2 separate regions of the Homo sapiens genome follow, and region 1 is linked to region 2. A link is a contact called in ENCODE Hi-C or POLR2A ChIA-PET data. All regions are on one chromosome and are shown on one strand. Each heading gives the region's core, a stretch centred on a gene start or an enhancer-like site at or near the end of the contact. The rest is flanking DNA. Distances are from core to core; before and after follow the strand shown. Region 1 overlaps ABCG1 (ATP binding cassette subfamily G member 1). Region 2 overlaps PRDM15 (PR/SET domain 15).

Region 1 (6,858 bases), core at 4,303-6,802, 390 kb before region 2:
CAGGGGCGCCTGCCCACTGACCTGCACCCTGCGGATGCCGCAGTGATGCCCACCTCCCAAAGCAGGACTCTGACCTCATTTCCTGCAAGGGCCATGTGCTTCTTATTTCCTCCTCTCAAGGTAGCTCTGGATTGTAATGTATTTGGTTATTGTTCTGTACTTGGCTGGGCTTTTCCCCTTGATTTGTGAGCTTATTTCAAGACCAAGATTAACTTGGTCTACGGAGTTTCAAAAAACAGAACCTGGATCCACAAATGAACATTGCTCAAATACAGATTGCAGCTCAACAGACAGAAGCATTTTCTAAGAATGAGGGTTGTGCAAACATAGCCCGGCTGCCTGGGAGGTGTCAGTTCCTGGTTGCTGGAAGTGCTCAGACAGAAGCTGGCTGTCCCTTGTCAGAAATGGTGCAAGAAGGCTCCCTCCACGGGGCAGGAGGGCGGGCTACGGCAGCACGACTCCTTTTGGCTCCAAGATTTGGACTCTAAATATAGGTCTCAGCTGGATGTAATCACAGCCCTGAAGTCACCCTGGTGTGTCTTACTTTTGACACCAAATGCCATTTACCCCACAGAGCACGGAGGTGACAAACAGCACACAGCTGACAAAGTGGGAAGTGAAACTCTTGGCTGCAGGTCAGACTGGATCCCTGCAGGCCCACCCGCCACCACTCATGACTGAAAACCCATCTTTTTGCGTTTTTTCACAATGTGAGCAAAAACAGTCGGCACTGGGTACATTGTATTTGAGAGTAAGTTTCCTATGCAGGTGTTGGAACTTCATCAACTGAGTTTGATGAATGCACCTCCATGACAAATCCCTAGTTTTACGGTTTAGTCCTTCAGGATATATTTAATCTGACCCACATGGTTTTCTTTGTTCATAGCTAATCTGTTGATTCTAGAACTGAACTCAGAAAGAGCAGGTGTATGGTTACTAAACATTTTTCTTCCTGCCAATTTATAAACAAAAGAAACGGTGTCATGTTCAGCAAAATGTCACCTTTGGTGATTTCTTGGACTGGTGGATTAGGTTCTGGTTTATAGGGAGGGCCTCCATTTGAGAACGTGAACTTTTCAAGATACAAGCCTATTCAAGGCAGTAGAGGAAGGCAGGGGGGCACCCACCATGCAGGTGAAAACGATTGTGGTAAGAACATCCTCCAGCAGTTAAACAGTGACACCAACCCCCACGGAGCAGAGCACAGTCCTACAGAGTTGCACTGAAGGGGCCAGATGGTTCAAGAACAGGAGCACTCTCTGGGAAAATGACAAAGTATTAACATGTCCAAATAAAGAACCTGCCAATCTGAGGGTGGCAAAGAGAAAAGCAGACCCCAAGGCCAATGTTGGCAGAGCCATCTGAGCCTTGTCCAGGGAGGCTGCCACCGCTAACAACGCCACACTAAGGAGTCACACACCCAGATCCCAGGCCCAAGCTGGTGAGGGTTTGGTTTCCCTTGCAACGTGCTCACAGGGAGAAAATGTGCTGGCTGGAGGGGAGCATCTAGACCCCTTGGATATGAAGCCTGTCCAAGAAAGTAGCAAACCCCTTTGGTCTTGCACATGGCGGCTAAACATTCAACTCTCATGAATCTGCTGTGAGAGTTGGTCCATTCTCAAAATTTTTTCAAAGCCTCTTTGGGGCCCTGTAAGGCAGAGGGGTCAGAACTGTTCCAGAAGACCTCATCACCAAAGGAGTGCTACCCCTCAGGGCCTGAGTGGTAGCCCACCCACCTGGGGGCCACTGAGAACCTAGGAACTGGCCCCAGCGGGGAAGAGAAGGGTTCTCCAGTCCTCTGAATTCTCCAAGGCAGACTCTTTGTCAATGCCCCAGCCTCAAGCAAGCCATCCCTGCAAGTGGCCTGGGGCCACGACACTGCACCAGGGGTCAGCTGTCACCTCCATTAAAGGCAAAGGACTAAAAGAAATGTCCTGTGGGCCCACAAGAAAGCCCACTTTAGCACAACAGCCTCAAAGAAGCACAAAAGTAACTCACTTATGCTAGGGAACTATCCATCCCCCTTCAGCCTGAGCATCTGCCCCTCTCAAAACCCCTAGCCACAGGATCTCCACACTCTGCCTTTAACCGGGCTGCCTCCCCTCCCTGTTCTAGCAGGTTGGATCAAGTCACTAGCACTTGGTTGGAATCCAGTCTTCCCTTAATGGAATTCCTGAAAGGATTTATTCATGATGCCTTCCATGCACTTTAGCTGGCCTGTCATTACAGGCCTTGTGAAATGGCTATAGAAATTAAGAGAAAGCAACCCCGAATTTGAGAAAGGTGTCCAAATGCATTTTTATAGCGTAGAAGCAAACCAATACAGATAATCTGACTTGGCGCTGCCCGGAATATTTAACCCCTTCCTGGTTTTTGGCAAGGATGAGCCTGGAGGGTTGGGTTTCAAAGAAGGAGGCGACATTCCATTCCATCAGAGCGTCACCATGTGGAGGCCACGGCCTGACTGCAGATAGGAAAGAAAACGCTCTAAAGCCCCAGATATGACTACATTTGTTCTCAACCTGAACTTCGCCTCAAGGTAATCTTGGGAGGTAAATTTGATTTCTGAGAATCGCTTCACCTGTTGGAGAGAAAGCACGCCATGCACATCAGCCTCCCCTTCCTGGTGAGAAGAGGGAAGCTGGAGCCTCTCCAGAGGGACAGGAAATCCCTATAAATGGCCAATGGCCGCTGACATCCAAGCAGGCCAATTAAAAGGAAAATACATCAGTTTACAGCCAAGGCAACCCCACACCATTTCATAACACGGGGCTAGGCACAGCTGTGCCTTGGTGGTCCAGTCCTGTGCCCACGTCAGAGCTAAGCACTTGCTACGCTCCTTTTTGGCCTGAAATCCCACAGACCTGGTTCTGAGTTCCTTCCTCCCCACTCCTATGACCTTGGTCACGTCTCTGAGCCTCATGTCACAGGTTTCCACAGGAAGAATGTGCAGATCCTTCCTGAATCGGCCCCATGAGCCAAATGGATTGAAGAACGGCTATCATTCAGTCAACTACGCGTGGGAACCGCCGGGATCTCCTGGGGGATGGGCAGTGTACGAGTACCCAAGCATTCCATTTGTTCACTGTGGCCAATCACGCCCTAATAAAATGAGACCCTTGTGTGAATGGGCTCTGAAAGCAGCTTACGATAAAATCTGCTCATCCCCATCATCTTTACCTAAGAAGAATTTTATTCTGTGAACTTACTCTTAACCACATTCCTAAATGTTCTCAACATAGTGTCTACTCTGTAGGAAGAAAAGGCTGCTTTCAAAAGAGTCACACCTAAGGGTGAGGAGGAACAAATAAACCAGATCACTCTGATCTGTCCCCAGCGCAGTTTGTGTGACAGCACCAAAGCTGATATTGTTCCGAGCCATTTGTCCCATCAACACAAGCTACGTGAGTGAATTCCTTGAGGGAGAGTAATTACTGTATCTGAGGCCGGGGAAATTATCCTTGGGGTGTACTCCTCTCTCCTGAGAATAGTTCCTCTCACAATTATGTTTTCTGCTAGGAATCTATTATATGATCTAGTTTTCCCTCCAAAGACATCATTAGTCATATGGTGAAAATGTAACTACAATTGAAAATACAAGATGTTTTGTTAAAATGCCATATTCAACGCTTAGTAACTGTCAAGCTCAAAAGTTTTACAGAATCAGTGCCTGGCATCTCTTCTTAAAAATGCCGCTACTGTTTCCCGCATCGCCTTTCTTGTAAGGATTGTGAAGTTCTCCTTCTTTAAAATAATTACGTAGGACTTCATAAAGTTATTCTGGTCACAATGCTCAGCTTTGCTAGGGCGTTGTATGTTGCGTTTGTATCGCAGCACCATGTTTTGGGGGAAATCATGTGAGAAAAAGTCTTTCCTGGAAACAACCGGAGTGGTCCAGTGTCTTTGTAATGGGAAGGAACTTGGAGTCAGAATAGCTGGGTCCTAGCCCTGGCTCTGCCTTTGAGTGAATCAGCTCTGCGCCCGAGCTCCTGTTTCCTTTGCCCTACTGTGAACCATGGGACCAGGCACTTTCTTTCTTTCTTTCTTTTGTTTTTGTGTTTTTTTTTTGAGACAGAGTCTCACACTGTCACCTGGGCTGGAGTACAATGGTACGATCCCGACTCACTGCAACCTCTGCCTCCTGGATTCAAGCAATTCTCCTGCTTCAGCCTCCCGAGTAGCTGGGATTACAGGCACTCGCCACCACGCTTGGCTATTTTTTTTGTATTTCTACTAGAGACAGGGTTTCACTATGTTGGCCAGGCTGGTCTCGAACTCCTGACCTCGTGATCCACCTGCCTCAGCCTCCCAAAGTGCTGGGATTACAGGCGTGAGCCACTGTGCCCGGCCAGAACCAGGCACTTTCAAAACTGCTTCACTTCTTACCTTCGGAGACACCTCCCCAGCAATGCCAGGACATCCAGCCTCCGCGTGATCATTACAATTAGCTCAATGCATCAAACTGAATTTTTAAAAGTTGAAAACAATGGACTTGATACAGACAGCAAAATGAATATACTGAGAGCAGTCAGAGAAGTAGCCCCTGACCCAACGTCACACTTGGAGTCGCACAGAGATGATGCCAAATACAAACTCCGCCACTGTGAGAAGAGAGAAATGCAGAGTGAGGCTGGGCTCTGACTTCTCAGCCTAACCTAATCATGGCTGGGGACTGAGACCACCGCCAGCAATTGGAGGGACAAAAGCAGGAGCAGGAGGAACCCATGCATGGGAGGGGCAAAAGAGGCCGACTTGGTGGACCAGCAGGCGCAGAGGCGGACCAGGAGGGTGGCGACCCGTGTGGGTGAGGTCCAGTGGGATGCAGCTCCTCCTGCAGCCCCAACACAAGATCCGCATTTAATGCGCACTGTTATTGATTGTCCTGGCTTTTGGTTGGGGAAATATGGTACCCAAGTTTGGAGCCAACTGGACGCAGCACCCAAGAACAGGCTGGTGTTGGGACAACAGTGGGCACAGAGAGGGCTTCTGCAGCTAGCACCCTTTGGCAGGAAAAACTCTTCAGCAGTGGCAACTGAACCACCAACAGCAGGAAATCCTGTGGGCACCAGAGCCTCCAGGAAGAGCTCTGCTTCCCTGCTGGCTACATGGACCCTGGCACCCCATAAGGCCCTGTGCTAGACAAGGCATGGCCACTGTGTCGGAGTGCACAGAGCTAGAAATTGCTGTCCTCATCCCAGCCCTGCCCCTTTCAAGCCCAGGAGCATGGGCAAGTCCCTTAACCACCTTTGTCTCAGTTTCCTTTCTATTCTGTGTGCTGGAGTGATAAACCATCTAGACTCTGAATTGTAGGCACCAGGAACAAAGGAAAGGATGGGGCAGGCAGGGGAGGAGGAGCAGGGAGAGGGAAGACAGACGCAGGTGCTGCTGTGGCTGGGGAGGGCAGTGGGTAGGAAGCCAGACAGCAAAACTACCCTTGGCCCCTGCAGAAACCAGCAGCTGGAACACAGCAGACATATCCTGTCTGTCAACCCCTCTGGCTCCACCCATTTCTGAGTCATGGGCAGGTCCCTCGGCGGCCCATTGCAGGCTCTTCCCCTGCCTGAGCACACAAGGTTACTGTAGGGCAAGTCTCTATCTGGTGGCCACCCCGCCCGGGCTGCGCTCCTAAGAATGGACAGTTGGGGCTCCTCCCTCACTACAAGCCATTACCAGCTGGCTAACTGTGATGATTCATGTGATCAGTTTAAACACTTAGAGAATATAGGGGTGACAAGTCACATACTGGGTGATGTGGTTTGGCTCTGTGTCCCCACCCAAATCTCATCTTGAATTGTAATCCCCACGTGTCAAGGGAGGGACTGGGCGAGAGGTGTGATTGGATCCTGGGGGCGGTTCCCTCATGCTGTTCTCATGATAGTGAGGGAGTTCTCATGAGATCTAATGTTCTAAATGTGTGTGGGTTCTTTTATGCTCTCTCTCTCTCTCTCCCCTCACCCCATGCCACCATGTAAGACATGCCTTGCTTCCCCTTCACCTTCTGCCATGATTGTAAGTTTCCTGAGCCCTCCCCAACCATGCCAAACTGTGAGCCAATTAAACCTCTTTCCTTTAAAAATGACCCAGTCTCAGGTAGTTCTTTATAGCAGTGTGAAAATGGACAAACACACTGGGTAGGGGAGCGATACTCACTGCTTGCAAACACTGGCTACACCTGTGTGCCAGGCTTATGCCAAGACATTTCAAACCCAGATGCCACCAGGTTTCAGATGTCTTCATTTCTGCATTACAACCCATCTTCATTTTACAAGACACCTTTCCCAGCATTTTCTACTGTCATGACAACATTTCCAAGGCCACACATAACAGACGGACAGGAATCGCTCTATGTTGCTCACTGCTTTGCCATAATTTGTCTATATAGACAAACGACGCCAAAACATGACGCGGTGTCCTGGTTTCTTGATACATTTTTCTATAAAATATTTCTTTAAGTTGAGAAGGAGAATTCTAGAACCCTATGTTGAAATTTCAACATGATCAAAGGAGTGGGCCCACATCTGAGCCTGCCACAGAGCTGCTTTCTTAACAGAACAGGCTGGTATGCTCTGAAAATGCAAGTATCACATCACAGTGCTATACTGTTGTCTGTTGAGAAGGTACTGAATCTGTTTCTGCTTGTGCAAACACAGACATACAGTTACCCAGCCACCAACTGGGCTTGCAGATCCCAGGGACCAGTCTTTCAAAGCTCTAAAATTGTGATTACAATGAAGATGGGACTGCCCATGCTAAGGGTCTCAAAGACTTAGCTTCAAGAGGGTAGAAAAACAAAAAGAAGATAATAGGGAAAAGAAGAAAGACAACTGAAAATTTAAAACGTGAGTCTTGATTGGTCTT
Region 2 (6,172 bases), core at 2,430-4,929:
TGTGGTAAAATACTTTGCTATTTGAATTTCAGTAAATATAACAGCTTGCCCTGTGTTTTAGTTACGATTCTTGGGTCATTTTTACCATGGAGTTGAGTAAGTTGGTGGTCACTTCTTTTTGGCCCTTTTCGGATCACCTCTTATAGTTGGCAAAAGTAATATCAGAAATGATGTTACCTGTTTATTTATTTATACTTTATCTTATTGCCCAGAAGAGTTCAGGTGGCTTACCATCAAAAATACATTTAACAGGGAAAAGAAGTTTTGAAAATCAGGTTCAGATAATATGTAAAACAGAGAAGAGTTAAGACAGAGTGACAGGAGCAGAAAACAGGTGTGGTTATTCTAATTGAGGCACAAATTGACCTCCAGGCTTTCTGGTGGCCAGAGTTAGAACAGAGTCAGGTGTGTGGCTGTTGCAGCTAAAGCTGCCTAATGTCATTATATATTCAAGGTGTCCCTTTCAGATGCCCTGGAAGCTGGGAGTGACGCCCGGGCGCATTCCCTCCTTTCTCGCATACAGGCTCGGGATTAGCTGGGAAGTTTTGGAAGGAGGCCGTTTTCATGCTGCTTGTAACCTGGAACTTTTTTCCCACCTGTCTTTTCCCAACTTATTGACGTCCCTGGGCAGGTTCACCCATCATCAGAATAACACCATCACGCTCAAGAGGAGCTTAATTCTCTCAAGCAGACACGGCATCCGGCGCAAGCTCATCAAACAGCTCGGGGAGCACAAGCGGGTTTACCAGTGCAATATCTGCAGCAAGATCTTCCAGAACAGCAGCAACCTGAGCAGGCACGTGCGCTCGCATGGTGAGTCCGCGAGGCCCGGCTGGCGCCCGGGGCCAGGGCCAGGACTGGGGCTGGGGGTGGGAGGACAGCACGGAGTCTCCCCTCCTTGGGTCGTCTCCCACGAGCTGCGCCAGTGAGAGGCTGCATTTGTGGGCGATCATCTCTGCAGCTCCTTCGCATGGTGGGAGCGAGGCGGCTTGTGGGGCATTTCCCCGGTGGGCATGCTTCTCTCGGTAAATGCTCTAAGTAGTGAATGAGCTCTCTGTTGGTTGGTTCCTCAGGTGACAAGCTGTTTAAGTGCGAAGAGTGTGCAAAATTGTTCAGCCGCAAAGAGAGCCTAAAGCAGCACGTTTCCTACAAGCACAGCAGGAACGAGGTGGGTGGAAACAAGCCCAGGGTTCTCTTCCCAGTTGTGTGGACAACACAGACAACTGACCAAATCACCATGTTGTAATGAGAAGAAAGAATCCCAGGAGGGAGGAGAGTGGGCGGGGGCTGTGGGGGAGGGAGGAGAGTGGGCGGGGGCTGTGGGGGAGGGAGGAGAGCGGCCAAACCCTGTGGGGGAGGGAGGAGAGTGGGCGAGGGCTGTGGGTGCCCAGGTGTCCCTGAGAAGGGAGAGTCCCAGGAGGGATGAGAGCGGGTGAAGGCTGTGGGTGTCCTGGCGTCCCTGGGCCACCTGTCAGCCCCTCGTCCTGGTCAGATGCCCACAAGCGCAGCAGGAAGAGTCAGGAGAATGGGGGTGTTTGGTGCTTGGAGTGGGGCTCCCTGAGTGTGGAGTTCCCTTTCTAGGGCAGGTGAACAGCAAGAGCAAACATCCTTTGTGTTCCTAAATAGAGCGGGAGGGTGGTGGAGGTCAGAGTCATAACAGACACAGGCGTGGAGTCGCCCGGGCAGCACGTCGGGGGCTCGGCATCTGTGGACTCTGCGCTGGGCCATCTCACTCACGGCGTGTCCCTCTGACCAGGTGGACGGCGAGTACAGGTACCGCTGCGGCACTTGTGAGAAGACCTTCCGCATCGAGAGCGCGCTGGAGTTCCACAACTGCAGGACAGGTGAGGGCGCCGGTCACGTCTCCCCTCGGCCGCTGTGCGGTACGGATTCTAGATACGCCGCGGAGACCGTGGAACTTTAGGCCAAAGTAAAGATTGTTTTCATGAATAGACAGCCTCACTTTTAACATTTCCCTCTGTCCATTTTGCTTCAAAGCAGTTGTTACCCTAAAGATACACAGATGGAAACTTTCCAGTAAAAAGGGATTGATTTTCTTCCTGCATTTGTCAGCCGAGCTGCGTATGGCCCCACACTGAGAGCATTGTAAAGCCGGGGTCCGTTCTGGCTAAAAACAGGGAGCAGCAGTGTCCAATGTTTTCTAGGGCCGTCTGAGGAAGAAAGGAAAAGATCAGGATAATGGCTGGAGGAGTGTGAGCGCTCCTCGCTTGCTTGCAAAGGTTGTTCCTAACCGCGAGCCCTCCTCCATCCACATCTCCTGCGGCGTCCAGGGTGGAACGGGGTTGCCCCTGCACGCATTCTTTTTGTTCTGAGCCTGCTTGTGTGCACCAGCTTCCAAAAATAAAGCATTTTCCTTGTGTGAGGCCTGAAGCCGGGTGTGCCTGGACCAGCCTGTAGTGGAGAGGTGGCCTCTTCGGGCCTGGGGGGCGTCTGAGGCCCCTGTCTCTCTGGCCGAATTTGCTGCTGGCAAGTAAACAGACCAAAGGAAAGCCAAGGCCGTCCTGCCGGCTGCGCTTCTCCACGTGGCCCGAGGACGCCCCTGTATTCTGCAGTGATGACGTGCACCCTCTGGGATGTGGGAGTCACACCTTCCCCATTCCCAGTGGTGGGTGGCACTGGAGGCCCAAGCAGTGGGGGTCCCCAGCGGGGCACAGAGGGGTGAGTCACTGTTGCCTTTGTGTCCCCCTCTCTCTAGGACTCATAGCACACCCTGGAGAGGGGGGGCCCGGCGGCAGTCGGCTTAGAGACCTACCAGGTTAGCCTTCGACGCCCACCCCGTCCTTGTCCGCCTGCTCTGTGTCTGTCACTTGCATCTCTGTGTTGTTCTTGTTAAGGTGCCACCCGCCCCTGTGTTGAGAACAGGGCACCTGCAGCAGCGGACTCCCAGGGGCTCTGACCAGGGCTGTCGCACATGGGCCATGTGAGAGGCCCTGCTCCCTTGCCGTAGCTGCTGGGCGCGGGGGGCCCTTGGTGGGGTTGGCTAGTTCTACTCTGAGGGCTCCTATTTGAAACCAGGGTTTGGTTCTTCCTCCCTGATGCCTTCTTCCTGGGGTTGGACTGTTCTGAGGGGCAGGAATGAGTCATGTTTTGCCTAAGCTTTAGCAGCTCTGAAGGATCCATGTCTGGCATGAGGTGGCCTCCAGAAGCTTCTGGATGAATTTCCAGTGTGCCGCACCTCCTGCATTTTAAGCCCTCCTATCACAAGAATTCCCAAGAAACCTGGGGCACAGTCCCCTGAAGACTTCCACTTAACGCAGCCCCGGCCAGACAGATGAACCTTCATCTTGTTTGCGAACCTCCCCTTGGGGTCCCCGCAGTCCTGCAGGAGTGTAGCAGGCGAGGGTTTCGGGGTTCCCAAGAGTGATGCTACCAGCTAAGGCGCTCTGGTGAGGCAGACTCAAGGTTGAGGAAGAGGCATTGCCCTCTGATATTTTCAACTATTTCTCTGGACCCAAATAAAACAAAGTACTAGAAGCGGCTAAGGCAGCAGCAGCTTCCTGTCAGCCAGAGGTGCTGTTAGGCCAGGTGCTGGCCTTTGTTAGTCACCTAGAACCCGCAGAGCGCCAGGGACCTGCATCGCACCACCTCTTCCCCTGAGATGTTCTAGTTTCAAAGGTTACCCGTTTTAGACTGAACAGAAAGGATAAAAACCTTGAAATGGAGCTTGTTTGCATAATATATGATTTGCATGCTCTTATACTTATTTATAGTATTGAAGTTAAGAGAATGTGTATCTTCCTTAGACAATTAAACCAAGAATTTGTACCAAGAATTAAACCAAGAATGTGGGAGTCACGCCTTCCCCATTCCCAGTGGTGGGTGGCACTGGAGGCCCAAGCAGTGGGGGTCCCCAGCGGGGCACAGAGGGATGGGTCACTGTTGCCTTTGTGTCACCCTCTCTCGAGGACTCATAGCACACCCTGGAGAGGGGTGTGGGGGGCAGTTTTAAAATGTTACAGTCTTGTGGGTTTTTCTGAAGCTCCCTCCATGGGACCTGTTGTGGTGCCTGTCCCTTGTGGTGTGACCAGGTGCTGGTGTAACTCATCTTCGTGTTCCTTGTGCTGTGTCTGACCATAAGTACTGTGCTACGGAATAGCAAAGGCTCACGTCCAGGCCCTCAGGCAAAATGCGGCCCACCAGCCTCCCCCAATAATCCCCTCTCCATCCCCAGGTGCCCTGCACCCCTCTCCCTTCGTCAGACCCCAGTAGGCAGCTGTTCTCAGTGGCTCATTTATTCAGACATAAACCTAGATCCCCTCGGCGCAGGGTTATTGGAGGGAGAAGCATTGTTGGGACCCAGTGCCCCTGTGGGTTCCTGAACTGGCAGTGAGTGGGTGGCTGCGGGAGAAGCCACCCTCGGCTTGGCAGAGTTGTCCGGGACAGCTGGGGAGTGGCCTGAAGTAGGTTCTCTTTCCATGGTCACGAGGGGCTTGTGAGGGAGAAAGCTGAAGCTCTTGGCAGCACCATTGCCTTCCACGGGGCGGCAGGACTAGTGGAGCCACCTGCCCAGGAGGGGGTGCTCATGGGTGCTGATTTGCACCTGCCTGGGAGGGGGGCTCACTTGTATTGGTTGGTACCTGCCTGGGAAGGAGGCTCACCTGTGCTCTTTAGCACCTGCCCGGGAGGGAGGCTCACCTGTGCTCTTTAGTGCCTGGCTGGGAGGGAGGCTCACCTATGCTGTTCAGGAGGCCCAGGTTGAGGGGAGTGTGGCAATCCAATGCCACAGCACTGTAAAGGTGTGGCCTATGGTGATCCGTTGCCACAGCACTGTAAAGGTGTGGCCTGTGGTGATCTGATGCCACAGTGCTGTAAGGTGTGGCCTGTGGTGATCCGATGCCACAGCGCTGTAAGGTGTGGCCTCTGGTGATCTGATGCCACAGTGCTGTAAAGGTGTGGCCTGTGGTGATCCGATGCCACAGTGCTGTAAGGTGTGGCCTGTGGCAATCTGATGCCACAGCGCTGTAAGGTGTGGCCTTTCACAAAGCGCTTGGCTCTAGTGGTCCCATTCCTAAGAATTCATGATAAAGAGATTTGACAGAAGAAAAAAATCTGCATTACTAAAGATTCCATCACTAAATTATCTACAGTGTCAAAAATAGCAAAGTGAGTTTTGAGAAGTGAGCTGGATGGAATATCACGTAGCCATTAAAGTGATCATGAAAACGTCCAGCACTGTAAACACGCACGCCTCAGACGCAGTGTGTGAAGGACACATACCATGCGGTCGTGTGGATCCGGACAGAGCCCATCAAATCTTAAGCCAAAACGAAACTGAGGGCAGTGGCTGTATGGATAATGTTTCACTTTATAGAAGGAAGGCAAGCAGTATGTTAGGCTGGGACTCAGCGTAGCATCTGTCACGGTGCTCCTCTTATGGCCCAGGTGAGGCTGGCTCTGGGCTGAGGTCACGCTGCAGGTGGGGTGGGATGTGGGCAGAGAAGCCTCGCACAGGGCCACCTCTACTGTGTTCAGCCCTGGCAGAGGCCACCTCCCACTGTCCTGCCGTGGTTGGAGCTGTGGGAGGGGACTGTCCCCTCCCAGCGCTTCCCCTGTCCTGAGGGTGGCACCCATGGGGCATAGATTTCCCCACTGCTGTCTCCTGTCTTCGCTGTCGGCCATGCCTTGTCCATTCCCAGCTGGGAGGAGTTGAGAGCGCCTGGCTCTCCCGGGGGAGGTTGTCTGCTTCCCTCACCCCCAACCTGGGCTGCACATTGGGATCACCTGAGTGAGGCCAGACACATGCGGAGGCCCAAGGCCCACCCCAGAGAGTCTCATTTTGTGAGCCCTGGCCAGTGAATCTCTACCTGGCGGGGGTGGAGAGTGGAGGGCGTTTGCCCCAAGGGACGCTGTCGGCAATGTCTGCAGACACCTTGGTGGGGAGGGGTGCTCCTGGCACCTACTGGGTGGAAGCCCGGTATCTGCTCAGCATCCCACGGTGCACAGGGTGGCCCACAACAAAGGATCTGGCCCAAAACGCTGAGGCAGGGAAACCCTAGACAGGGGGACCCTGAGACACTCTGTGGCGGCTCCCTCGGGCAGCAGAGAGGGACAGGCGCAGGGCGGCTGCTTTGCACAAATGGCAGCTTTCAGTGCAGTTTTGGGGATTTGTATATTTGGCAAACACTGAGCCTGGGAGCTGGTCCATGGGTGA

The links. A loop is a pair of places that touch in the nucleus more often than their neighbours do. ChIA-PET counts read pairs that join two places held with the same protein, here RNA polymerase II (POLR2A). Pooled maps may share reads with other maps.
Region 1: a loop to region 2 is called in a pooled map, with 4 times the contacts of the local background. The contact joins two enhancer-like sites. A Hi-C loop is called at or near these places in 2 of 37 single-sample maps with no recorded cell type and 4 of 50 pooled maps. POLR2A ChIA-PET finds 5 or more read pairs at or near these places in 1 of 52 experiments (WTC11).

What each region holds. Positions count from the first base shown.
Region 1 is chr21:42,226,930-42,233,787 of GRCh38, reverse strand. All of the region lies in intron 2 of ABCG1 (ATP binding cassette subfamily G member 1), which reads right to left. Among named protein-coding and RNA genes, the nearest start is that of ABCG1, 11 kb to the right of the region's middle. RefSeq lists enhancers at 5,123-5,372, 5,563-5,612. Within about 2 kb of position 5,552, at least 19 of the 41 ENCODE cell types and tissues checked have a DNase peak (open chromatin) inside an H3K27ac peak, as active enhancers do.
Region 2 is chr21:41,831,109-41,837,280 of GRCh38, reverse strand. PRDM15 (PR/SET domain 15) reads left to right here. Exons shown (of 24, transcript NM_001040424.3): 9 at 632-813; 10 at 1,074-1,168; 11 at 1,757-1,844. Among named protein-coding and RNA genes, the nearest start is that of PRDM15, 45 kb to the left of the region's middle. RefSeq lists enhancers at 310-1,017, 2,833-2,952, 3,733-3,802. Within about 2 kb of position 3,679, at least 5 of the 41 ENCODE cell types and tissues checked have a DNase peak (open chromatin) inside an H3K27ac peak, as active enhancers do.